Regions from separate parts of the Homo sapiens genome. Here regions 2 and 3 are each linked to region 1. A link is a contact called in ENCODE Hi-C or POLR2A ChIA-PET data. All regions are on one chromosome and are shown on one strand. Each heading gives the region's core, a stretch centred on a gene start or an enhancer-like site at or near the end of the contact. The rest is flanking DNA. Distances are from core to core; before and after follow the strand shown. Region 1 holds the start of FCHO2 (FCH and mu domain containing endocytic adaptor 2). Region 2 overlaps MCCC2 (methylcrotonyl-CoA carboxylase subunit 2). Region 3 has its middle 99 kb from the start of LINC02122.

What was found. A loop is a pair of places that touch in the nucleus more often than their neighbours do. ChIA-PET counts read pairs that join two places held with the same protein, here RNA polymerase II (POLR2A). Pooled maps may share reads with other maps.
Region 2: a loop to region 1 is called in a map of CD4-positive, alpha-beta memory T cell, with 11 times the contacts of the local background. The contact joins the enhancer-like site here to the promoter of FCHO2 in region 1. A Hi-C loop is called at or near these places in 1 of 168 maps with a recorded cell type or tissue (CD4-positive, alpha-beta memory T cell) and 2 of 50 pooled maps. POLR2A ChIA-PET finds 5 or more read pairs at or near these places in 1 of 52 experiments (Panc1).
Region 3: a loop to region 1 is called in a map with no recorded cell type, with 10 times the contacts of the local background. The contact joins the enhancer-like site here to the promoter of FCHO2 in region 1. A Hi-C loop is called at or near these places in 2 of 37 single-sample maps with no recorded cell type.

Annotation. Positions count from the first base shown.
Region 1 is chr5:72,954,343-72,958,015 of GRCh38, reverse strand. FCHO2 (FCH and mu domain containing endocytic adaptor 2) reads right to left here and starts at 1,975. Exons shown (of 26, transcript NM_138782.3): 1 at 1,887-1,975. The coding sequence starts at 1,919. It overlaps FCHO2-DT (FCHO2 divergent transcript), which reads left to right and starts at 2,132. Exons shown (of 2, transcript NR_186392.1): 1 at 2,132-3,002. RefSeq lists a silencer at 1,383-2,082.
Region 2 is chr5:71,599,808-71,603,480 of GRCh38, reverse strand. MCCC2 (methylcrotonyl-CoA carboxylase subunit 2) reads right to left here. Exons shown (of 17, transcript NM_022132.5): 5 at 848-975. Among named protein-coding and RNA genes, the nearest start is that of MCCC2, 14 kb to the right of the region's middle. Within about 2 kb of position 1,665, at least 19 of the 41 ENCODE cell types and tissues checked have a DNase peak (open chromatin) inside an H3K27ac peak, as active enhancers do.
Region 3 is chr5:74,199,804-74,203,476 of GRCh38, reverse strand. No RefSeq gene overlaps it. Among named protein-coding and RNA genes, the nearest start is that of LINC02122, 99 kb to the right of the region's middle. RefSeq lists enhancers at 1,719-1,768, 1,789-1,858. Within about 2 kb of position 1,981, at least 10 of the 41 ENCODE cell types and tissues checked have a DNase peak (open chromatin) inside an H3K27ac peak, as active enhancers do.

The sequences.
Region 1 (3,673 bases), core at 726-3,225:
AACCCAATTTTTAAATGGGCAATTAATCTAAATAGACATTTCTCCAAAGAAAATATAAAAATAGGCAATAAGCACATTAACTGTGATGTTAAGCATCAAAGAAACGCAAATCGAACCACAATAAAATATTAATACTACTTCACGTTCACTCACTATATTATAATAAAAAGGACAAATAAGTGTTCGTGAGCATGTGGAGAGGAACCCTCAGATATTGCTGGTGGGATTGTAAAATGCTACAACCACTTCAGAATAGTATGGCAGTTCCTCAAAATGTTAAACATAGAGCTACGATTTGACCCAGGAATCCCATTCCCAAAAGAAATGAAAACATATGTTCACACAAAAACTTGTACAAAAATGTTCATGCAGCATTATTCATAACCCAAAAGTGGGAACAACCAGATGTCCATCACTGATTGGATAAATATTAATAAAATGTGGAATGGAATATTATTTGACCATAAAAAGGAATTAGTAGTGATACATGCTACATCATGGATAAACTTTGAGAACATTATGCTAAGTGAAAGAAACTGGTCACCATGGCCCCATTTATAGGATATGTCCAGACTAGACAAATGCAGAGAGGCAGAAAATACATTAGTTGCCTAGGCCTGGGGCAGGGGGAAAATGGGGAGTGACTGCTAATGGGTCTAGGGATTCTTTCTGGGATAACGAAATTGTTGTAAAACTGATATGGTGATGTTTACACAACTCTATGAACATATGAAAAAACCTCTGAATTGTACTACACTTTAAATGAGTGTATTGGTACGGAAATGTGAACTCAATAAAGCTGTTTAAAAAACAAAACACCTAAGGTCTAGTATATACGTTCTTTGTGGAAAACAAGGTACATTCAAGACAAATAAATAACTATGAACTGATCTGATTACTAACCAAGACCATGCTTGAGGCACTTAGAATTAAGAATTTAACATACATTCCTTACTAGCTAAAAGATTACCCCTTTAAATATGTCTAAATCTCAACGAAAATGGACCTGCAGTACTTGCAACTGTCAGGGCATAAAATGGGATTCACGAAAGATACCTGAGTAAACACGTTCCTTTCCTGTACATGGCTGAACTGTACTTCCCATTACAAAAAAAAAAACAATAACTGCAGAAAAATACTCCACCGGGAGCCGGAGAAATTCTCAAAGAAGAATCTAATACTGAGCTAAGACAAGGGGTGGAAAGAATGAGGAAGGGGAAGGAGCACAGAGTAGGGGGAGGTCTCCATGCATTTAAGCCCAAGGAGTCCAGTTACATTAAATCCAACTTTTAAACGCTTTGTGAACAGGCCCAGAGGCAAAGTCCTGGGCGCAAACCCACGAGCCGAGCTGCGAGGCTGAGAGGAAGTGCTAGTCCAGCCCAACCCCGCACTGGATTTGGTGTGGAAACCGTCAGAGGTAAAAGGGATCGCTCAGATGGGGGGCCCGCGGTGAGGGCAGGAGGCAAAACCCCACCGCCCGGCGCTCCCAGCCAGCGCGCAGCGGGAGGCGGCTGTGCCGCGGGCCCGTCCTTCGCGTCCGAGCTGCCGCGCACGCCCCGCGCGGAGCGCGGCACCGGGAGCCTCCGGTGGGGCTGGGTCCCGTCTCCCGCCCCATCCGGCGCTTTGTCCCAGCCCCGGTGGCCGGCGGCCCCGCTGCGGGCCCCCGGGCCGCGGTGACAGCCCCCGTCCCCATAGGGCTGCGAGCCCGGGAGTCCCTATAGGCTGGCGACCGGTCGCCCGCCGGACCTCACCCAGGCGGGACGCGGCAGGAGGACGCTCGCCCTGCCGGAGGGGCCGCCGCCGCCGCCCGAAGCGCACGCAGGCCAAGCTCAGGCGCCAAAAGCCTTGGACTTCGAAACACACGACTTCCAACATCCTAAGCTTACCCAAAAATTCTCGACGAAATACGCCATGACCATCGTGCCGCCGCCGCGCCGGGTTCCGCGTCCGCGCCCGCCCGCCGCTGTGTAAACACGGCCCGGCCCCCACAGCACCCCCGCCTTTCGCCGCCGCCGCCTTCTTCCCAGAGACCGGCCCGCACCTTCCAGGGCGCATGCGCCACCTAGCGGCTGCCGCAGCTGGGCGAGCACTTAGACGCCACGGCCACGGTGTGCGCATGCGCCCTGTCCCCATTCTCGGGTGTTGGTAGATCTCTCTGCATCCCGGGCGCGGCTGGGTTGAGTGTTCTCTTAGGAATGGTGGAGAACTGGGTCCTTGAGGAGTCACCGGGGAGACTGCTCGCACTGTTTGTGGTGCGACGGGCACTGGCCCAGGGACAGAGGGAAGAGAAGGGCCAGCCAGCGGCAGTGGAGTCGGCAGGCTGGCTGCCCACTCGCTTTCTCTCCTCACAAGACTCGCTTCCCCGGCCTTCGAGGATCTCGAACGGACTATAGTCTGGACTCGCTGGGCTGGAGGAAACTTGGCCGCTGGCCACCCGGAGGAGACTGAGAAGCCTTTGGTCAACAGGGCGCCTTTCCTTGAACCAAAACAAAACTTTCCGAAGCCGGAAAGGAAACGCCCAGTGTCGCCTGAGAGCCCTGGAGCTGCGCGAGACCCAGGCACTGAGTGCGGCCTCGGCCTCTGACCTCTAACACGCCGGGAACAAACCAGCTGGGGCGGCCCGCAGGCCTGCGGGAGCGGAATGTGACCCGAAACCGACGGACTTCCTGACCCATAGTCCATAGTTCTCTTCAGCAACTTGAACATTTTGGAAAAAGAAACAAGTCTTAACATGCCACGACCTAATGGAAAAACTAAATCCCCTTCCTACACCTTGCTTTCCAAAAGTTAAAAAAAAATAGTTAAACGCTATTAGAGGTCTCAAGTTCACTGTCACCAGATCAGCTAGGTCCAGAATCTTCAGTTCTTGAAGCCAAGCCCTACAAATAGATTTATTGTAGCATATCACACCTCTTCAGGTGACTTAAAACAATGAGAATTCATGAGAAATTATCTTCATCCTCAAGTAAAAATCATGAGGTGCCTTTCACATGGATGAAATTGTAAGTGCTTGTTGAACAAGGAATAATTGGATAATGGTATTGTGGTCATACTTTTTAAGAATATCTGTTAGAAAGATATAGGATGCAGAACATCTAGGATTTGCTGAAAGTCATTTATTATGGATAGGGGTATGAGTAAGGTCATAGATGAAAAGGGATGAAACAAGATTGGCCATAGTTGCTCTATTTTTGTGTATCTTGTTTCTTTATTTTGTTTCTTTAAAAAGTCCTCATATCACTGACATTTACACTTAGTTTTAGGGAAAGTCAAATTTAGAAATAAGCTACAGCTCTCTAAGCTATCGGTCTAACTGGATTTTTCTCGATGCTGAAGAACTTTTTAAAAAATTCAGCCATCTAGGTCACACAGCAAATACATTTGGCATTAAATTCCTAGTATCACTAAAGTACTCCCTCCCACCGCCGCGCCCCCCCCCTTCCCCCCGCACCCTTAGACCTGGGCAAGAGAGACTTCTATCCTGGACTCCATGCTTTAAAGGAACTTACATATCACACACACACATTAATTTAAAAAAAAATAGGTGCCCCTGCCGCTTGTGATCTGATACTGAACACTGGCTCATAACCATAAATTCCCTCTCCCAGTGAAGAACACTATTCAGGCCCCAGGAAAACTCTTCTTCCTATCTTTTGTCTTCTGTCCTCAAAAC
Region 2 (3,673 bases), core at 416-2,915, 1.4 Mb after region 1:
TTGGAATTTTATCAGACTAACCCAGTATCAGGAAAGGCCCATTTTTTTTTTTTTTTTTTTTTTTTGAGACAGTCTCTCTCTCTGTCGCCCAGGCTGGAGTACAGTGGCACGATTTCAGCTCACTGCAAGCTCCGCCTCCCAGGTTCACACCATTCTCCTGCCTCAGCCTCCCAAGTAGCTGGGACTACAGCTGCCTGCCACCACGCTCGGCTAATTTTTTGTATTTTTTTTTAGTAGAGACGAGGTTTCAGTGTGTTAGCCAGGATGGTCTCCATCTCCTGACCTCATGATCCGCCTGCCTCGGCCTCCCAAAGTGCTGGGATTACAGGCGTGAGCCACCGCGCCCGGAGGAAAGGCCCATTTTAAACTGCTTTGCTTTCAGGTTCTTTGATTTAAATGTGTTTTAATTTCAAATATAAGTTTACTTTCACTGGAAATTAAATTTACTTTAAATTACATCTGCTCAAATTATATAATACTTGCACATTTAACTCAGTACCTGGCACTCAAGAGATCTATAAATACTTGCTACTATTTTTTTCATAGTATGATCCATAAAGTTAAAAGAAAAACAGGATCTAGAGAACAAAAAAAAAAAACCACACAACACATAGAGAAAAAAACTGGCATGCGTCAAAATGTATGAGTATTATGCACTAGTACTATGAACAGTTCTTGTTTACTTTCCCCCAGAGTTTTCAGCAAAGAACCTGTGTTTCCTTTATAATTACAGGAGAAATCAACAGGTTTATAAAATACCCATCCCAAATGTAATACATACAGCCTTCCAAACTATCTTGCATTTTACCAGCTAATAATAGTTTATTTTACCACTCTGGTGACTTGCCTAAGTAGATGCAGGGGAGCCTGTTTTGCATGGCAATTTCTTGGGCCCGTAATTGTTTTTTCACAGTCACTGGGTAGTAGGCACCTCCTTTGACGGTGGCATCATTGGCAATAATCATGCATTCTACTCTGAAAGGCAGAAATTTCATTGGAGAGAGAATTTAAGAGATTTCTTCAAAACTAATTACACTCATTACAAGATACCCCAATACAACCTTCAACTTCTAGTACGTATCACTATTAACATCCATTAGCAGACAGCAGTCTTAGGATATAAATGCAAACTTTAATCACAGTTCACATATTAATTTATATAATACAAAACAATTACTTCTAACAAGTTTATAAACTCACACTTGGTTTTTGAAAAGTCATCAGTCCTAGATTAGTAATAAAAAACTAACAACCTAAGCCTTGTGTCATAATGGTTCTTTGAATGAAAAGGTCCTAATAAGATGAAAATAATAATGAAAAAAAAAATCCAAGTCTCAAGGGAAAAGAATTCCCTCATAATAAACCTTCAAAGTCTCCTTTTAGGAGGGTATTTTGCAAAAATGAAAACTGACCTTTAGTACTAAGATTTATTTTTTGTATTCTTGTTCTTCAACATTACAGCCCCATGGTTTTCTACAAAACTAAATGTAGTCTAAAATATAACGTTCATCTTAACTGAAGTCAGAATGAATGCAAACTTTAATATACTAAAAACACATGAAAGGTATCCTGAGTCATCAACAGTGCCCTTTCTCACCAAAACCAGTTTATTGGGTATGAGTCACAAAGAGCAGGGCGGCCAACAACCACAGCTGGTTGGGGAAACTGTACAGCACTGGCAGGAAACCTTAAGGTCAGAGGTACCCTTGAAATCTGAGATGACAACAGTGTGCTCTTTACAAAATTCAATTTTCTTTATGTTTCTGATGTTTGTGTTACCTCACTTTATGCTGCCTACAACTCTAAAGAGTGAGTCATTAAATCCCTGCTGAAAATAGAGAACGGCAACTGAACACCCAGCACAGGGTAGTGTTGAGCTTCTCATACTAGGATATGTGGCCAGCAGGGCTCGCCACAAGACAAACAGGACTCTTCTTTGAGCATCAATTTTATTCCCTAGGTCATATAAAACCTTTTTCTGCACTGCAATGAACATTTTATAGAGTAGAATGCAAACTTTTAATGATTTAACATTAAACGAACTAGACTTCAAAGGAAATGTAGGCTTCTCATAGGTTGCTGGGCCATAACCTCACACTCCAGAGTGTGTGCTCATACTTCCTACCACTGGGGGTGCTACGCTAGAAAGTTTAAGAAGCTCTGGTACTGGAAAGAGGCCAGGCTGTGAAGTCAGACAAAGTTAGACTGAAATTCTGGCTCTGCCAACTTGTTAGTTATGTGACCATGGACAAGGGACATAGCCATATCTGCTTGTCTATTAAAGGTCACAGACTTGTTACAGAATGAGAAATCAAATTGGCCCACAAAAATACTAGATTGCATTTCTATTGGTTTTGCCTACCCAGCATCTATTATTTTGGCAACAAAACTAAACCTTCTTTCAGAAACTGCCTCTTATCTTTAATCCAGGTGGCTCAAGTAGGACTGACCCCAGAGCCTGCCTTAAAGGGGGGCACAGGGACCAGGTCTTTCTACCCAGAGTTCCCACTGAGGCTCGGCAATGGGACAGGCTCTAAGCCTAAGCAGATCTTGCCTTCCACTGCAGCTGCTAAACTTATAGAATATAAACCAGGAACTGCCTATGACCATCACTGCCTCTGGATTTAGAGAGGCTGCCTAGAAACAAAGCTGACACACAGCAAGTCAGGGCCAGGAGTAGAAAACAGCCTGGGACCTAGTAATACCTAAGACCATTTGAGCTCCCAGATACAGCCATGCCCAGACTCACCAGATAAGAGAATCAATATATCCTCTTTTTTGCTTAATTTGAGCAAATTCAGCTCATCTGTCATTTGTCAGAGAAAGAGTAGTGATGATATAAACCATTCAACAATTTTTATGTAAGAAAGGTCAATTTGAATTATAATAAAGGCCAGAGCAATGGCTCATGCTTGTGATCCCAGCACTTTGGGAGGCCAAGGCAGGAAGATCATTTGATGCCAGGAGTTTGAGGCTACAGTAAGCTATGATCATGTCACTGCACTCCAGCCTGGGCAACAGAGTAAGACCCCAACTCAAAAAAAAAAAATTATAATGATGTGCTAGCCTATATTCAACATCGTTTGAGCCCAGAAGTTCGAGATTAGCCTAGGCAACAGAGCGAGACACCATCTCTAAAAAAAACAAAAAAGGAAAAAAGAAAGAATTTATAATTAAGTACTACTTTATACCTATTAAATGACTGAATTTTTTTCAGCCATAATATCCAGTACTAGAGCATCTCTAGTTAAAAGATAAAGACTGGTCTCCTTCCTTGCCCTTGTCTCCATGGAAAGACATCTTTTTGTTTTTTTTTTGAGACGGAGTCTTGCTCTGTCACCAGGATGGAGTGCAGTGGCTCCATCTCAGCTCACTGCAACTTCTGCCTCCCAGGTTCAAGCGATTCTCCTGCCTCAGCCTCCCAAGTAGCTGGGACTACAGGCGTGTGCCACCATGCCGGCTTATTTTTTTATTTTTAGTAGAGACAGGGTTTCACCACATTGGCCAGCCTGATCTCAAACTCCTGACCTCAGGTGATCCACCCACCTCAGCCTCCCAAAGTGCTGGGATTACAGGCGTGAGCCACCACACCCAGCCAGTCCTACATAATATAAATAGCATACAAATCGCATGCTAATATGCAAAGTGAGTGCTGGATGCCTGTGCCTCATCA
Region 3 (3,673 bases), core at 732-3,231, 1.2 Mb before region 1:
AGCCAACCAACATTTCCTGGACGTATGTTGCCTTCCTGCACTTCTGGGCCCAGCTCCTGAAGAGCTTGTGGCCGTGGTGGCCAGGAGGTGCAGGACCTCCTGCTTCTGAGACTGACCTCTTCCCGGGCTTTCTTCTCTGTCCAGGAAGGTGCCTATGCCCCTGCTGTGTGTCAACTCTGCTGTCTCTGCAGCCATCTCAGGAGTTCAGAGAGCTCATTTTCCCTCTTCTTATATCAAAGTTTCCTGTGTGTTAACAATGAAAGATACCAAAACTAGCTAATGAAAATTGTGGCCTAATATTTATATTTAAGAAAATGATTCATTTAATAAGAAATGTCACACTTTGCTGATGTTTATACACAAAACGCTATTAAAAATATTGGTCTGAAACAAGACATCAAAAATTTTGTAGCAAAATAATATAATTTAAAAATTGATAAAACAGAATATCATAACTATTATGATTTAAATCATTGTTACATTCTGTTCATAATCTATTAATTCTAAAAATAAACCAAAAATGGCCCATCACAGAAGGAAGTGTCACACAATATAAATGGGCTAATTACAAGATAATTTTAGGAAATGTAGAAAATATTAATTTATAGTGCCTTAGAGACAGTCTGGGTCTGGGAATTTAAAATTGAATGGTGACATCTTTCCATCCTCTAATTTTATCTCTGCTATACCCACAAGCTTAAAAGTTGAGGCTTTCTGTGACTGTGCGGCATAAGAACAATGGGTTTTTGCCCCTTCTTTGTCCCCTGAGATGGCATTATAAATAGGCCCTGCCCCCACCAACCCTGCCTCCAGGATGGCAGCCTGTGAATGCAGAACGCCTATAGCCTTCTAGCCGTGTCTGTGGCAAGGGCATGTGCCAGTGGGGAAGCACGAGCTTTGGACCTGAGGACATCTGGGACAGCTCTTGGTGTCAGTGCTCCACCCATGCCTGGGTCCCTCTACCATTGGCAAGCACCTGTCTAGTCTCATCCCAACAACCAGCTTCTGTTTCTCTTAGCCAGAGAATTTCCATGCTGTAAATGACATCAATGACTGCTGGAACCAATATGTTAGCAGAGTAGGAACATACCTGGAAGTTTACATTTTGCTGGGAGGTGTCCTCAACTAAGGACCTACTGTTGCAGGGGTATAAATATCCCCGCTGTCCTGCCTCCTGACTGGATCACTCTAAAGACTGACATTGTCTTCAGAGCCTACTTTCAGGCCTTTCCCTGACATTGCCTGTTTACTTGGTCTATTTCCCTTCCTGGCACCATGATTTGTGATGTGAGTGCTAGAAGAGGATTCAGAATTTGATTTTAATTACTCTTAGTGTCATCTCCTGACCATGGACATCTTAAGTGGTTTTTGTCAGTGTTTACTTTGAAAAGAGAAGTCCTGTCTCTCCCAGGGCCACTGTCTTCAGAGCCTCTGGGTTGGTGACAGGCTGCTGGGGCTGGGGTTCCCATGGGGGAGATGAGGCTGAGCCCAGAATGAGAATCAAATGGCCCTGCATTCAGGAAACTCTCAGAATTTGTCACCTTATATACAATATCTGTAGTCAAATCCAAGTGATTCATTTCCTTTTTCTGAAGCCACAGAGCTATAGGGATCCACTCTCATGCTTCCTCCCTAGCCGTCTTCATTTTCCTAGCCTCCTTCATTTCACTCACTTCATTCTTCCTAAACACAGTGAGATTCTTTTAGGTCAGCTGCCCTCAGCCTCTATTCTCTGGGGTCTTTAACATCTGCTTTGGGTTGCTACTTCAACTCCTGAAGAACTCCCCTTTGCTGTTAATTATAAATGCAGGTGGTATAAATAACCATTTGAAATGAGTCAGAGATGACCTGATAAAGTCCTCTGCATTGAGCAGGCTAGATGGCGCTGGAAAGAGAGGCTGGGCTGAGCAGGTGGTAGGAGAAGGTTCCCTTGGGTACAGGAAGTGGGAGTGGGAGGGCCGTGTGCCCAAGTGGAAAGAGCATTTCAAGAACAGCTTTGGCTCAATTGTGGCCGCAGAATCTGGCAAGCACACCACAGGCTTTGTTGCCTTCAGTGCCAAAAGCCAAGAAAACCAGCCCTTGCTGGCCTTGGAGCGAGCAGGGAGAAGAAAAATCCGAGGAATACATTGTCTGACTGTCGCCGTGGACAAGTGTTCCCGTGCAAGCAGATGACCTCTTTCCCGGAACAAAGCTCCATGTTTTAATAGCAGAAATCTCCCAGAAGGAAATGTCAAGGTAAACAAGTGTTGGGGCAGATTATACAGCGGACTCCTCCCGTCTAGAATTCTCTTTTTGGAAAGTGCTCTCTGAAGGGTTGTAGCCTCTATAGCATGAGCCCCCACAAAGATGGGTTTCTGTCCTCCAAGGAAAAGCATGTCAGGTAATCCCTGATGGAAAGGGGAACTTCAGAGGAACATAGGGATAGAGCTTTATTCCCAAGGGCAAAGCAGGCGGTGGCACGGAACAAATGCATGGGACCTCAGGGAGCCCTTTGTTTAGAGTAGCACTGAGGTGCCTCTGTCCCCCTAGCCATTGACATAAAGGTCACAAACCCGCAGCATGACTTTCCTTCCCCTCTTTCCACCAGGATTAAGTTTAGTCTCAGGTCATGACTTCTAAAGTGCATCTGAGATACACACCACCTTGCCAGGACCAGATGCAGGTCAAAGAAGGGTCAATGAAGCAAAATCAAAACCAGAAGGTTTTCTATTTCCTTCAAGGACATTAACAAAGGGAGCACTGTTGCCAAAGGATATAATAGCAAATGTCAATTAGTCCTGGAAGCACATCTTACATGACTAAACCTGATGCTGTGTGGAGGCCACTCTTAACCCTCGCCACCACTGTATGTACAGAGCACATGCTGCACCTGTCAAGTCACCCTGTTTGCCCAAAACATTAACTGGCCCTTCCTTTGTTCCTACTAATCACTCCTAATTCTGTGTGTTGCAGCTGTATTGTCAGGCCCTTCCCTGCTTTATTTCTTAGGGCATCTATTGTTATTATTAAATGATTGTTTTTTTGTTTTTTTTTTTGAGACGGAGTCTCGCTCTGTCGCCCAGGCTGGAGTGCAGTGGTGCGATCTCAGTTCACTGCAAGCTCCACCTTCCAGGTTCACGCAATTCTCCTGCCTCAGCCTCCCCAGTAGCTGGGACTACGGTGCCCGTCACTACGCCCGGCTAATTTTTTGTATTTTTAGTAGAGAGGGGGTTTCGCCGTGTTAGCCAGGATGGTCTCGATCTCCTGACCTCGTGATCCACCTGCCTCGGTCTCCCAAAGTGCTGGGATTACAGGCACGAGCCACCGTGCCTAGCCTAAATGATGTTTTTTATGGAAACCCAGCACATGGTAGGCAGGGATTCCTTCCTGCTTCCTAGACTTCAAGCATCCACCCTGACAGTGCTGGTTCTGCTCTGAGCCTTCTTTTCCTCACTCGCATGAAGATGCCTGTCTGGTTGACAGCATGTCTGGGCAAATACTTCTTATCCATTAACTAAGCATTAACAGACTTGCCCCGTGTGGTCCTCAGACTGGGGTACTGATTACTCTGATGAGAGATGTATGGCTGCCAACAACAGGGGTCTGGAAAAAGAGGCCACATTGTTTATTTTATGCCCAGGTCCAGAGTGGTCCAGAGCGCCTGTACAAGGCACAGTACAGTTCTATAAAGTCA